2 separate regions of the Homo sapiens genome follow, and region 1 is linked to region 2. Evidence: chromatin contacts called from ENCODE Hi-C or POLR2A ChIA-PET data. All regions are on one chromosome and are shown on one strand. Each heading gives the region's core, a stretch centred on a gene start or an enhancer-like site at or near the end of the contact. The rest is flanking DNA. Distances are from core to core; before and after follow the strand shown.

Region 1 (6,710 bases), core at 2,987-5,486, 200 kb before region 2:
GTAAGTGACGACTGGTACAATTGCATGGCACTATCGGCTCAGATTCCAAGGGTGGTGCTGCTGTCAATGACATCATTTTCCAAAATGGCAAACAAGTCATGGTGAAGTCCGAGGGCCTTCCTTCTATTTCCACAGTAGCAGCATTCCTGGGAAGTTTGGTGTTTGTGTTTATATGAAAAAAAAAAGAGTTAGGATCTAGGTTCAGAGAATGAAAAATGTTTTTTACTTGCACAATGTCTGGTAGGACATTACAAATCTTGGGGGATACAAGTCCGTTTTTGCCCCATAAGCCAGTTTCTCACTGGCCCTCAAAGCAAATAGGACATCAGACTTCCCCATCTCCACCGCCACACCCCTACAATCCTGTGACAACCAAAAGTACCCTCACAAGTAAACATCCCCTAAGGATGGTACCACCCTCTTTGAGAAACACTTCCTTGAAGTCATAAGTTGTAGGAGAACTTCAGGTCTTTCAATAGTTCCTTGGGTTACCACAATCCCTACCACATACCCTATCACTCAGCTTGGAATCAAAGGGTTAGCAGCAGGCGAGTGGAGTGGACTGTGAAGACTTGCAGATACCTCCAGGAAAGAAAAAAACAACTGCCCCTTTGAGCTATAGGCTGAGCCTCAGGCACCCGGTGAAACTCCAGCTCCAAAGAGCACACAGTGCTAAGGAAATAGGTTGTAAAAGGAAGAAACTAGGCAAAGAGATGAGTGGGACGGAGAGGCCCTGCAGGACACAACAGGGTATGTAAGAACAGGAAGGTGAGCTGTAGCCACAGAAGAGGAAGGGGTATAGAGCAGGGTTCCACTCCCAAGACAAGGCCCCAGTTATAGAAGAATCACAGTCTCAGGATACTTCCAGAAATTCACAGACAAAGAGATGGGTGGAGGAGACAGTGAGCACTCGTTAAGAACTTAAGTTTTGGGACAAGGCATGGTGGCTCATGCCCTATAGTTCCAGCACTTTGAAAGGCCAAGGTGGGAGGATTGCTTGAGCCCAGGAGTTTGAGACTAGCCTGAGCAACATGGCAAGACCCTGTCTCTATAAAAAATAAAATAAAACATATTTTAAAATTTTATAAAGAACTTGGGCTATGGGATCAGATGGGATCAGAGAGGTTCAAATTCTAGCTCCACCACTGACGAGAAGTGTGACCTTGGTTGGGCCCATTGTACTTTTTTTGAGGCAAAGTCTTTCTCTGTCACCCAGGCTGGATTGCAGTGGTGCAATCTCAGCTCACTGTAGCCTCCACCTTCCAGGTTCACTAGATTCTCCTGCCTCAGCCTCCTGAGTAGCTGGGATTATAGGCGCCCACCACCACGCCTGACTAATTTTTTTTTCTATTTTTAGTAGAGACAGGGTTTCACCATGTTGGCCAGGCTGGTCTCAAACTCCTGACCTCAAGTGATCTGCCCACCTTGGCCTTCCAAAGTGCTGGGATTATGGGCATAAGCCACTGTGCCCAGCCAGGCCCGTTGTTTAACCTCTCTTTGACTCAGCTTCCTCATCTATAAAATGGGCACAAATAACAGCCCATATTGAGTACAGTTGTTGCGAAATTTTAGTGAGATCACAGGGAAAGTGCTTAGCATGGGTGACCTGTAAGCCGCTCAGGGGCAGGGTCCTCTCCAGCTTTGCTCACCTTTGTACCCGTAAGTACTTGACACCAAGTCACACAATCAACTTTAGTTGAATGAACTGATGAAGAAGGGACCTATGGCAAGTAGCCGTTCTCACTACTATGAACGAAAACAAGAGGGGGAGCCTGTTACTGGAGCTGAGGTAGGAAGAGGGGACTTGGTTTTTTTACTGGGACACAAGATCACAGGCAGTGCTAGTTGCAAGAAGAGGAAGTCAGATCACCAGAGTAACTGAACCAAGGCTTCTGAAATCTCTGAGCAAGGAAGCACTGGGATCAGCACGTGGGAGTGCAGCTGAGCCCCTGGGAGAAAGCCACGCAGCCCCAGCAATGGTTAGAAGAGACCAAAGGAGACAGAGTGCTCCCGGGCACCAGAAATCCCTGGGAGGAGGGCTCAGGAGCACTCCCATGGGAGCACTCCATTGACATGAAAACCTGCGGCCCCATGACAGGTAGGGCAGGCCTGCTTCCTCCCCTCTAAGAATTGGACAAATAAGAATTAAAGAGAAGCAGGATGGGTGCCATGGCTCACACCTGTAATCCCAGCACTTTGGGAGGCTGAGGTGGGTGGATTACTTGAGGTCAGGAGTTCGAGACCAGCCTGACCAACTTGATGAAACCCCGTCTCTACTAAAAATACAAAAATCAGCTGGGCGTCGTGGCACACGCCTGTAATTCCAGCTACACGGGCAGAGTTGCTTGAACCAAGGAGGAGGTTGCAGTGAGCTGAGATTGAGCCACTGCACTCCAGCTGGGCAATAGAGTGAGACTCTGTCTCAAAAAAAAAAAAAAAAAAGAATTAAAGAGGAGACACACAAAGTGAGAGGAAATTAGGCCAGCCTTGGCTCCTGGCCACCTCTGCAGCCCCACACCACATCACTCTCCCCTTTGCGTTCAGAGCTTCAGCCACACTGGCCATTTCCTTATTTCTCAAAAATGCTAAGCTTCCCCACCCACGTCCCCACCACACATTCTTTGCCTGGCTAATTTCTGCTCACCCTTCAGGTCTTGGCTCAAATATCATTTCCTCGGAGAAGTTGTCCATGAACCCCCAGACTAGGCGGGGTGGCCTTCACTCACTCTTATACTGCTCTGTTGGAGGTGCCTCCTTCTTGGCATCTCTCACTGTGGTTGTTGGGGTAATAATTTGTTCAGTGTCCATCTCTTCCCCTAGTCTGTACATTCTTGAGGGCAGGCACTATGTCAAATCCATGACCCCATATCCTCAGGGGTGTAGCTCTGTGCCTGGCACAGGGTTAGCCCTCAGTGAGTGTTAATAGAAAGGAACATGGATGGGAAGGGAGAAGGAGCCCACAACTTCACAGCAGGGTTTACTGGGTTTGTCCTAAAAGATAATCAGATCCATAAACAAGCTCCACTCTTAAGAAAACCAGGCCACCAACATTCCTGACTGAATATTCATTTTGCAGCAATTTCTCACCCTATTTCAGGGCCTAGCTCACAGAAAAGATTTATGTTGTCCTCTCCTCTAAGATGCGAATGGCTGTGGTAGCAACTACTTTGATTTATTTTCTCCTCCTCCGTGCCATCCAGCAGGATGTCATGAGCCATGTCGGGCACAGGTCTGACTATTTTTTTCCATCTGTTTGATCTTGCTGGTGAGAAAATACATTTGGTACTAAATCCAAGGCAGAAATGGAAGCCAAAAAACAAGATTCCTCCCTACCTCCTGTGTTCCAGACCACCTCACCCTCACCAACACCACCACCACCACCACGCAAAACCCTGCTGAGCTAAAATCTACCAAATAAGATAGCTGAGTACCGTTTTCTGGTTCATGGGCAAGAAACCATAGTTTGTTTCTAGAGATTATTTCATTCTTTTTCCTTCCACATCATCATTCATGGGAAGTTCAGATTCTTTTAGGTGCTTAGAGAGAGAATGGTTGGCTCTAGAAAGCTAGCTGTTCTTGAAGGTACAGAAATGGCAGTAGGGCCTATTTGAGTTTGCCAGCACTTTACTTGCAATAACTAATGATCACTTCCAATTTTTTTTTTATCCTAACCATTAGGCCACATATCAACTTCCAGTCATTGAGCCGTCACTCTGAGCCAAGAACTATATACACGATTCTACCTAATCCTACTCCCAACAACTCTATGGAACAGATAATTTTATTGTCTCCATTTTACAGATGAGAAAAACTGAGGCCTAACTTGAGTAACTTCCCAGACCGACAGGATCAGCAAGAGGTAACAGTAAGAGTCAAACTTAGGTCTCTCTGCTTAGAGACCTTTGTCTGATCTCTAAGCACCACATTTTGTTACAACAATAATTGCTACTAATAGGGTATTTTGATGGTTGAATTAGTTAATTAATGTAGTGACAATAGCAACAACACTATTGAGAATAATTACAGCAGTGTTTAATGACTGTTAGCTGCTGCTGTTATTATTGTTGTCATTATTTTATTACCCCTGACTAAGAAATACCATCTAAGAAGGGAGAAAGAGCCATTCCTCTAACAACTCTTTCTCTTTGGCCTCTGTCCAGGGTTTGATCACAGAGGCAGCTGCCTCTGTGACTTGGGCACCTGTCTACTGAGGTGGCCACAGCCCAATTGCTCGGTTCTCCCTGGGTCAAGGATGTACCATCACATGGGCCCCAAACAAACACCCAAGTGGGATTTGAAATGCAGCCGTGAAGGTGACAAACCCCAGCTTCTATTACTGGTTCTTAGAACAAGGCTGTTTCCCCACATTGAGTCCTGCTATGATTCATACAAAATGAGAGCTGAGTGACAAGTTGAAGTCTTTCTTTTTTTAAATATACCGACCTGAAGAGACCTTGGGAAAATGGATGGGGCATTTTTAATAGCAGAAGACTACTTTAGAAAACCCAAAGCTATTTCAGAGAGAGGGAAAAATAATTCATATACATCTATATCTGAAAACCAGCTTATAATATCAAACATAATCTTCCCCTGTCCTGACTTTTTAAACGTGTTAATTCTCTGTTATAAAGAAGCTGGCTCTCCACGTGGAAGGCCACACAGGCACGGGGAATACTGGGATCAGCAGCATAAACTAAGCGAGGCAATTCATGGGGGAGGCTATTCATGGACAGAGGCAGCTCTGGGTGTGAGGCTACTCAGATTCAGGTTCAAATCCCGGCTCCACCATTTACCACCTGTGTCACTTGGGGCAAATCTTTTTAATTTCTCTGAATTGTTATGAGAGAGTCATATCACATCCACCTGGTAGATGTTTCATGGGGACCTGAAAATATAGTTGAGTTCTTTAGGTGAGCAGAGGAAGTAGGGCACAGTAGTTACGAGCTTTATGCTTGCAACCAGACCTCAGATAAAATCCCAACTCTGCCGTCTCCTTACGGCTTTGGACACATTGCTGTCATGAGCTTTGGTTTACTGATCCGTGGGAAAATCACCTACCTCTGAGGGTGGGAGTAAGAACTATGTGTGATGATGTAAGTAATGTGCTTAACCCAGTGCCTGGTACTTAGGAGGGCCTTGAGAAACGGTAAAGCCACCTAGTAGGTATGGGCAGGACCCGCGTCAGGGCTTCTTTGCTTTTGGTGTTTTGTCTTCTTTGTTTGTTATGAAATAGAGATGGGGTTTCATTGTGTTATCCAGGCTGGTCTCAAACTCCTAGGCTCGAGCAATCCTCCCACCTCAGCCTCCCGAAGTGCTGGAATTATCGGCATGAGCTGTGGCGCCAACCTGGGCTTCTTTATGACCTGGCCAGAGGTCTGAAATCAAGTGCCCAGTCTGGCATTGGGCAGCAAGTCACTCTATGCAGACTGAGGGATTCAACTTGGAGGTCAGCTCAGCCATTGGTGGGCACTTCCTCTTCCGCCCCGGAGCCTCCTGAGAGATGCTTGCCACATTTCCTCACCCCACCCCACCAACTGCATCCTTAGATGTGGGCTCTGACATTTGCCAGTGCATCTATCAGCAAAGGCTGAGGAAGGGGTTGAATTTTATTTATTTATTTTTGAGACAGAGTCTCACTTTGTTGCCAAGCCTGGAGTGCAGTGGCGCCACCTTGGCTCACTGCAACCTCAACCTCCTGGGTTCAAGCAATTCTCCTGCCTCAGCCTCTCCGGTAGCTGGGATTACAGGTGTGCACCACCACACCTGGCTAATTTTTTGTATTTTTAGTAGAGACAGGATTTCACCATGTTGTCCAGGCTGGTCTCGAACTCCTGATCTCAAGTGATCCACCTGACTCGGCCTCCCAAAGTGCTGGGATTACAAGTATGAGCCACCGCACCCAGCCGGGAGGGGTTGAATTTTAAATTGATGCAAATTTTTCTTATGGAGATGAGGCTAATAAGAAAATTGGTGGGGAGAGAATCACAGAGGATTTTTGCCTCGACCCTGGAATAATACAGAGTTGCTTCAGAGACAACTTGCCTGCATTCCTTTTAAAGGTAAATTTAGTCCTGGATAAAGTTGCAGATTAACACACCTGCTCTTTTTTCCTCCCACAAAGTGGGCACTGTCCCTTGTTATAAAGGGATCTTTGGCTGACGTCAGTAAGGGAATTCAGTGATCAGCCAATATGATCATGGAAATTCTATTTATACCGGGGCTAATCCTTGATTAACTGAAACTGGGGATTCACCTCCTCCTTTGCCTTCCCCAAAGGATTTTTAAAAATTGATTCTGACGTTCCATTCTGTAATTGTAGTTGCGGCACAGACAGGCCAAGAGCAGCAAGCAGGACTTTGGAGTCAGATAGATCTCTGTGTGTCTTATGCCTCATTTTTTATCTGTGAAACAGGACAAGGACCTACTTCATAAGTTTATATGATGATTCGGTGAGCTCAGACGTGTGGCAGAACGGCTTTCCCTCTTGTCTCCCCACACTCACCAGGGATAGCAGATACTGCTAGTTTCCTAGCCAACTGCAATTCCACATGCCTACTGTATTAAAAAGAGAATTCCAGTCTGGTTTACTCTCCTTTCAGTGACCATGTCCTTTATTTTGTAGGGTTACCCTCCTAGGCAGTTCTAGGAAATGAATCTTTTCTCATTTAAGCCAGTCCGCAGGTCTTAATGCTGTTAAGTGGGTAGTTTAA
Region 2 (7,149 bases), core at 1,441-3,940:
CCTCCTTAGAATGGTTACTTGCTGAACTTGGGTCTGCCCACCCAGAGCAGCAAAGCCACACACTGACATCGGGATTGCAGGGAGAGAAAGTGGGGCATTTGTTGCAGGGCACCAGGCAAGGAGGATCAGGGAGGTCATGCTTAAGACCTGAACTCCCAGATGGCTTACACAGGTAAGGCTTTTTAAAGGCAGCGTGGCAGAGGTTACAGGCAAAGTCATAAATCAATACATGAGGCTACATATTGGTTTAACCTAAAAAGGTGGGATATCTCAAAGTGGAGTAGGAGTGGAAGGGTACAGCCCATAGATCATAGGTGGATTCAGAGATATTTTCTAATGTGCAATTGTTTAAGGAGGTGAAGCTTTGTAGAAAAATTTGAGGTCAGCAGAAAAGAATGTTAGCTCTGGCCTGTGGGCAATAACTTCCTCCAGGCCCTTCAAGAAGAAATTTAGAACAAAGAACAGTGGTCAGAGTTCCATCCTCCGTTCCCCCTTATCTGAGATTTGCCTGCCAGCTGACAGCATTTTTCCTTTGGTAGTGGTCTGGGTTTTTAAAAAACAACTCAAGGACATACGTTAAGATACTATCTATAGTTTCTTTAGGGAACCAAACATCTCATGACTTCCTTGGCTATTGTTTTAGGCTACTATTACCTTATTTTATTTTATTTTATTTTATTATTTTATTTTATTTTATTTTATTTATTTTATTTTATGTTATTTTATTTTAGAGACAGTGTCTCACTCTATTGCCCAGGTTGGAGTGCAGTGGTGTGATCTTGGCTCACTGCAGCCTTGACCTCCCTGGGATCAGGAGATCCTCCTACTTCAGCCTCCTGAATAGCTGGGACTATGGGTGTGTGCCACCACGCCTGGCTAATTTTTGTATTTTTTGTAGAGATGGGGTTTTGCCATGTTGCCCAGGCTGGTCTTGAACTCCTGGGCTCAAGCAGTCTACCTGCCTCAGCCTCCCAAATCATGAGCCACTGCGCTGAGGCTGCTATTATATTACTTTATTGCTCAACAAGTTGCTTATTCACTTCTCAGGGCTAGCTAGGTGCCTGGAATTGCCCTTGAAGGAATGCAAGATTTTCCTTTATTTTCATGCTCGGGTTGCAGAGGGGCTCACGGGCCCCCAAGGTGGGGTCTCTGCTCCTTCTCAGGATCCTTCTCAGAAAGAAATTATTAAAGAGGCTCTGGGTCTTCTATAGGTAGTGAGATGTAGAATTTGTATTTGAATGTTAAATTAAAGATAGTACAACTTGGGACCATTCAGACTTCAGAGATAATATCTACTTGACAAGACTGGGAGGTTTAAATGAGAATGTAAGTGAAGGCATTTCAGAAACTAAGGAAATATATTGTCATTCCCAAGATAAAACATTTTTTCTGTAGAGATTTATTTTATTTATTTATTTAGAGATGGAATCTCACTCTGTTGCCTAGGCAGGAGCACAGGGGCACAATCTTGGCTCACTGCAATCTCCGCCTCCCGAGTTCAAGTGATTCTCCTGTCTCAGCCTCCTGAGTAGCTGGGACTAAAGGCATGCGCCACCACACCTGGCTAATTTTTGTATTTTTAGTAGAGACAGAGTTTCGTCATGTTAGCCAGGCTGGTCTCGAACTCCTGATCTCAGGTGATCCATCCACTTTGGCCTCCCAAAGTGTTGAGATTACAGGCGTGAGCCATTGTGCCTGGCCCAAGATTTATTTTAAGAAAAGAAGTCAGATTTGAATCCAGCACTGCTAAAAAATATGAGGATAGTTATCTGGAAGTCATAAGCTGTATGAGAGGTTTCTTTATGAATTTATTCAGTTCAAACTGATAGTTAAAACGTACTTTGGATAGAAAGATAAAAGTTTTTAAAATGACTGGATGTGGCCCAAATATGTCATGTTAAGACATGTAGATTTAGGATCCCGCAGTAATAACATCAGACCCATTTAGTGGGAACAGAAAGAAGCTTTTGGTCATGCAATAGTTAGCTGAGATTGTGGATAGGTATGAAAAAAAGGAAATGGTCATGTTGCAAAGGAATGGGAAGTAACGTATCAGGTATATGCCAGACTCTTGGTATAGATTATCTTTCTTGATGCCCATTACTGCCCAAAGAAGTACGTGGTAGCATCTCTACTCTTGAGAAGGGGGGAACTGCACATTAAAATCATTAGTAACTTGCTCCAAGTTATAACATTTCAGTGACAGAAATGGTATTAGAATTCTTATCCACTTTAAGGCCCATGTTCTTTCCATTCCACCATGTTGCCATGTGGACTCTGACATAGACCTAGCACCTAAGCCTTGTGTGGTTCAGGTCTCCTTGTCCCAGTTTTATACCAAACCTTAATTGTTTTTCTGCAGAGAACTTTTACAAAAAGCTTCTTACAAGACTTTATGAGATACCATAGGTGATAAGTATGTGACTTATGCTCAGGAGTAAATAGGTGAAATTCCTGGATTGTCTGAAGTTCCATTTACCTGGGACCAACCATGTATTGTGAGGTCATTATAAATGTGCTGGCAAACTCTTTCCGTTAGTGGTTCTTGCGTACAGTGTGCACTTCTTATGTTGTTGGACTCTTTGTGTTGTTGTTCAGAATTCACCTTAGGGGTTTTCTCAAACTCTGCATTCTTATTCTATAGTGGTTTTTGGCTTTCTTTTTTCTCTCCAAGCTGGGTGGATGATGCAGTTTCGCTTCTAGGTGTTAGGATTCTCTTTCACACTGGTTTGTCATGACCTTAAAGTATTTTAAGATGTTCCTTTGGTAATTTTTTTTTTAATGTCTTGCCCTAGTAAGCTAGAGATTTGTTTTACCAAATGAGTTTAAAATACCAGCAGCTGGAGACTCCATAGCATTGTCTGAGTTGACCAAATGTAAACACCCACCAGTGATCTACCTTTTTATTTTCTTGATTTTGGTAGACTTTTTTGGTTCCAGACCTGAAGGCTTGTTATGCTTCTGAATTGGCCTCTAGGTTGTAAGAGTTGCTTAATGTGGCATATGATACCAAAGATGGAAAAATGTGTATGATAATTATAATCATCTTATTATAAATTGCCATCATACTCTCTCCTGTCAGATGATTGATGAGGCCTAAACGTTGTTCTGAGCTGCAACCACCCACAAAAACCACACACACGGCGTTTTACTCAAAACTTTACTTCAACCACTACTTTGTGATGCAAAACTAGTGGAATTTTGGGTACTTTCTGTAAAATTGAAATCTTTATGGGGATTTTCCAACATTCTAGTTGATTGTTAAATTATTAGTGTAAGGAACAAGACCAAGGCAGAGTTTGCCAATGAACACTGACATCTGTGGTAGGAGAGGACACCAGTGTGCACCTGCACATGCTCCCTAGGAAGAAGCCACCTTGATTGGGCCGAGGACGGATTCTCCCTTTGAAAAATGCAGTTATATAAGAGCTATATACAAGAGATTTGTAGTTGTGAAAGATAAAGACTTCAGGAGCTCACTCACTCCTTATCTTTGCCACAAAGTTTTCGGTCTTGACAAAATATTCAGAGTCAATACTTTCTAATGTGTAGATCCATCATCTCATGAAAGAGATTTGAAAAGAAAAAACAAATCAATCTGTATTGTTCCACATGTAGGACAAAATAAAGTTCTGCATGAATGCTTTGTGTAAAGGGAGAACAGTTAAGGGAAACTGATTACTGATATCCCCACTCTGGAAGGGAGATAGCAAGTGGGAAGAGCTCTCTGTATTTTGCTTAGTCAGGAGATCTTTATTTATTCTGGAGCTGAGTCCTTGGACAAGTTACTTTACTTCTTTAGGGCTCAATTTCTTATCTTATTTAAAATAAGTTTCACTTCTGCTGTACAGTGTCTCAAGAGCCTTCAATAACAGTCCTTTGTTATTCTGTCTTATGTAAAGGTGACTTTTACTGTCATATAATTTGTCTTCTAACAAGCACGTATGTTATCAAAATCTGTAAAAAAAAAAAAAAAGTTTTGGCGAAAAAGTTTTGGCAAAAACCCAACTCTGCTTCTATAAGTATGTAGTTATGATTGTAACAGTTTGGAAGGAGTAAATTTCCCTCCCTGCCGCTCAAAAGTCAGGCTAAGGGTCTCATTATTAGCCTTAAAATAACTATCAGAAACTTTCAGGCCTTTGCCCATTAAGGCTTTATCCAAGCCGTCTATAGTAGGAGTATACAGAGATCTACAATTGAGTTTTTAACAGGTTATTTTCTTAATTTACTCTAGAGATCTTAGTAATTTCCCACTAGCACATGGCATGTCAATGCAGAACTTTGCAGTGAACTGTATGGGACTTGGGAGACAAACAGCTCTGTATAGTTTGCTGCTGCAAAGGCTGAGTTGTTGACTAGCGTCCATAGACAAAGGATGCTTGCTTTAGAATTTATATTAGGAAGTGCTCAGTGAAACGCAGTGAAAGAGCACATTTTACAGGAGCAAAATCAAGCAATTGATTTCCAGAAAGGGCAACCAAATAAAAAAAAATTGGCTGAATGAAGAACAATGAATAAGGAACATGAACTTGAAAGCAAACTAAGTGAATAGTATCAAATCTTTAAAGAATGACATTAAAGTCATATTTTGTATGTTGGGGGCAGGGTAAATACAGATAAATACAGCACTAGGAGAAAACTGAACAGGGTGGATGGAATATCATTTAGACCTTCAGGACGACAGCAAACAGAGTGGAAGCTTTACTTGTAGAGAGAAACAGGGTAATCACTACACAATTTTAGGGGCATGGAAAGGGTAAGATCCCACAAATGTTAGAGAAGTGGAATGGAATTTCCCAGACCCTTTAACAGATGGATTAGTTAGGGAAATTTGCAGATGCTTGAAACTTGAATTGGTGCTGTAGCAAACTGTTAATATTAAATAAAATGGCTTAATTAAGTAACATTGGCTTTCTCTCATGTTAGCGAGTACTACCATACTTTCACCCTGATAACACTAATTCTTCATCCGGGTAGGTAACTTTGAAGGTGACTTGGACCTTGATCTTAAAATAGAGGTGTTGGAAAGGCACAATGTGAAGGAAGCAGGCAGAATTACAATTACACATCAAAGGCCCCCGGAGTTTTCACTTCAAATTGTATGTTTCAATTCTACTAGCTTTAGTGTTCACACCCAAACGGCAAGGGTAGGATCTACTGCATGGAGGGAGGAGTGGCATTCCAATTTCGTTTATTTTCTGCTGAAGCTGGCACACTGAATGAAGATTTATATCTTAAGTGACAGGATTCAAATGGAACATGACAAACCTGTAAAAGCTGCAACTTGGCATGTCAATGCAGAACTTTCCAATGAACTGGATGGGACTTGGGAGACAAACCACACACACTGCCACATCTCGTTGGGCAGTGTGAGAGATCAAAGAGAAAGCCCAGGGGAAAAGCAAGTCCTTGCTAGCTAATGTGTGCATTGTGGGGGTTAGCATAGATTGCCATTTTGCTTACAGATAAAAGTAGGTATCTGTCTTAGGCTTGCCTTACGATGGAAAAATTTTGTGGAGACAGGCTGCACTGACTGGAAAAAATTAATTTGTTTTTAAGTTATCAAATTTATAAAGTAGAAGCATTAGTTACAAAACTAGCCATTTAACTGGAATTTAATCTTGACCTAGTTCCCAACATTGGGTGGTATTATTTACCAAAGCATAGAGAAAATTAGTGTCAAAAAAAGCAGCCAGGGCAAGCACTGATTTGAGGAGGGAACAGGTTTTACTACGTTTGGACAGGCAAGGTGGCTCTGTAAAAACATTTTACACTTTGCTGAAGGACCCTGACCACTGGGCATGAACTAAAACAAATTTCAGCTGTTCCCGATACTTCCACATGGCACACAGCAAATTAAAGATCCCCCAGTAAAAGCAGAAGAGACAGGAGATTTAGTAGGGCGCTCCCGACAGCCTGGCTGGCAGTCACTAATCCAGAAGAATGAATGAATGTTGTACTAAATACTCCCCAATGTTTGTTCTAATAATTCTCCTCAGAGCTGTCATAACAACAGCAAGTGTTTTTTTAAATAATCAGGTAAACATTTTCTGAATTAACCTGGTAATCAAACCGACTGTACTTCAAACTGATCCTAAAGAAAGTACATAAATGGAATAGCAGTTAAGTCACAAATGCCAAATGAAAGCCACCAACCAGTCACTGTATATTCTGCATCATTTATTAAATATTTTTATATATGCATTTACAAACTTTACTCATTTCAGAACTCTGCTTTCAATGCATTTTTAAACTGTTTTTTTTTTTTTTGCAGAGAGATTCTCTTGTAAAATGAGATCCATGTACAAAACTAGGCAACAGATATAAAAGTTTCCTTTCATATTTTTCATCCATCAAGAAAAGAAATCATGTGACAAGAAATAAAACCAAAATGTGGCTCTTTCAGAAGAATAACATGTCTGTGGTCAACTATGACTTCTAATGAGATAGTTCATATTTCATCTTTATATGGATGTATATAGTTTTAATACTTCTTAGCTACTGTAGCATGTTGGTTCAGATGAAGAAAAAATAAACTCTATTGTTTGGACTAGATAATCTAGAAACCATCAATTATGCATGTCTTTATAATGCGACATCAAAATTTACCCAGGAGATGACACTGATTGGCCAGCAGTATGCATTTATCCTGAACATTGCATAGAAAGTTCCCTTTAAAAAATTCATTATCTTCTTCACAAGCTAAAGTATGAGCCTCTAATTTGGCTCTCTTATTTAAAGAAATAGTTTAAATGATCAATTTAGAAGCTTAAAAGTATCTTTGAAACTAAAGTTGCTTTTCTTAAAATGAATGCTGATTTAACAGTTCATAGACTTGGAGCATTATCACTAGGAGACGGAGGCACTACTGCCACTAACGAGAAACAGCATCACCAGAGGATAATTACATGGTACAAAATGCCCAGGGGCCTGAAACTCACTATTAATATAATTTTGGCAGCAGCATCATTTGAAAGTTAACCATTTATTACATAGTATTAACACACCAGCTTCAAAGAAGTGCACTCCCTTTAGGACACTCGGGAGCTACAAATGTATTGTGATTGCATAATTCGTATTGCACAGTTTTATAAAAAACATAAATACTGGCTATTCTAGTTTTAAATACAAAATACATGTCATATACTT

What was found. A loop is a pair of places that touch in the nucleus more often than their neighbours do. ChIA-PET counts read pairs that join two places held with the same protein, here RNA polymerase II (POLR2A). Pooled maps may share reads with other maps.
Region 1: a map with no recorded cell type shows a loop between it and region 2 (3-fold over the local background). The contact joins two enhancer-like sites. A Hi-C loop is called at or near these places in 10 of 168 maps with a recorded cell type or tissue (Caco-2, GM12878, PC-9 and 6 more), 11 of 37 single-sample maps with no recorded cell type and 17 of 50 pooled maps. POLR2A ChIA-PET finds 5 or more read pairs at or near these places in 1 of 52 experiments (activated T-cell).

Annotation. Positions count from the first base shown.
Region 1 is chr3:5,049,562-5,056,271 of GRCh38, reverse strand. No RefSeq gene overlaps it. Among named protein-coding and RNA genes, the nearest start is that of ARL8B, 69 kb to the left of the region's middle. RefSeq lists an enhancer at 826-885. Within about 2 kb of position 4,236, at least 9 of the 41 ENCODE cell types and tissues checked have a DNase peak (open chromatin) inside an H3K27ac peak, as active enhancers do.
Region 2 is chr3:4,846,517-4,853,665 of GRCh38, reverse strand. All of the region lies in intron 2 of LOC124906209 (a long non-coding RNA gene), which reads left to right. ITPR1 (inositol 1,4,5-trisphosphate receptor type 1) reads right to left here. Exons shown (of 62, transcript NM_001378452.1): 62 at 6,160-7,149. Among named protein-coding and RNA genes, the nearest start is that of EGOT, 99 kb to the right of the region's middle. RefSeq lists enhancers at 2,275-2,354, 2,715-2,774, 3,175-3,294. Within about 2 kb of position 2,690, at least 5 of the 41 ENCODE cell types and tissues checked have a DNase peak (open chromatin) inside an H3K27ac peak, as active enhancers do.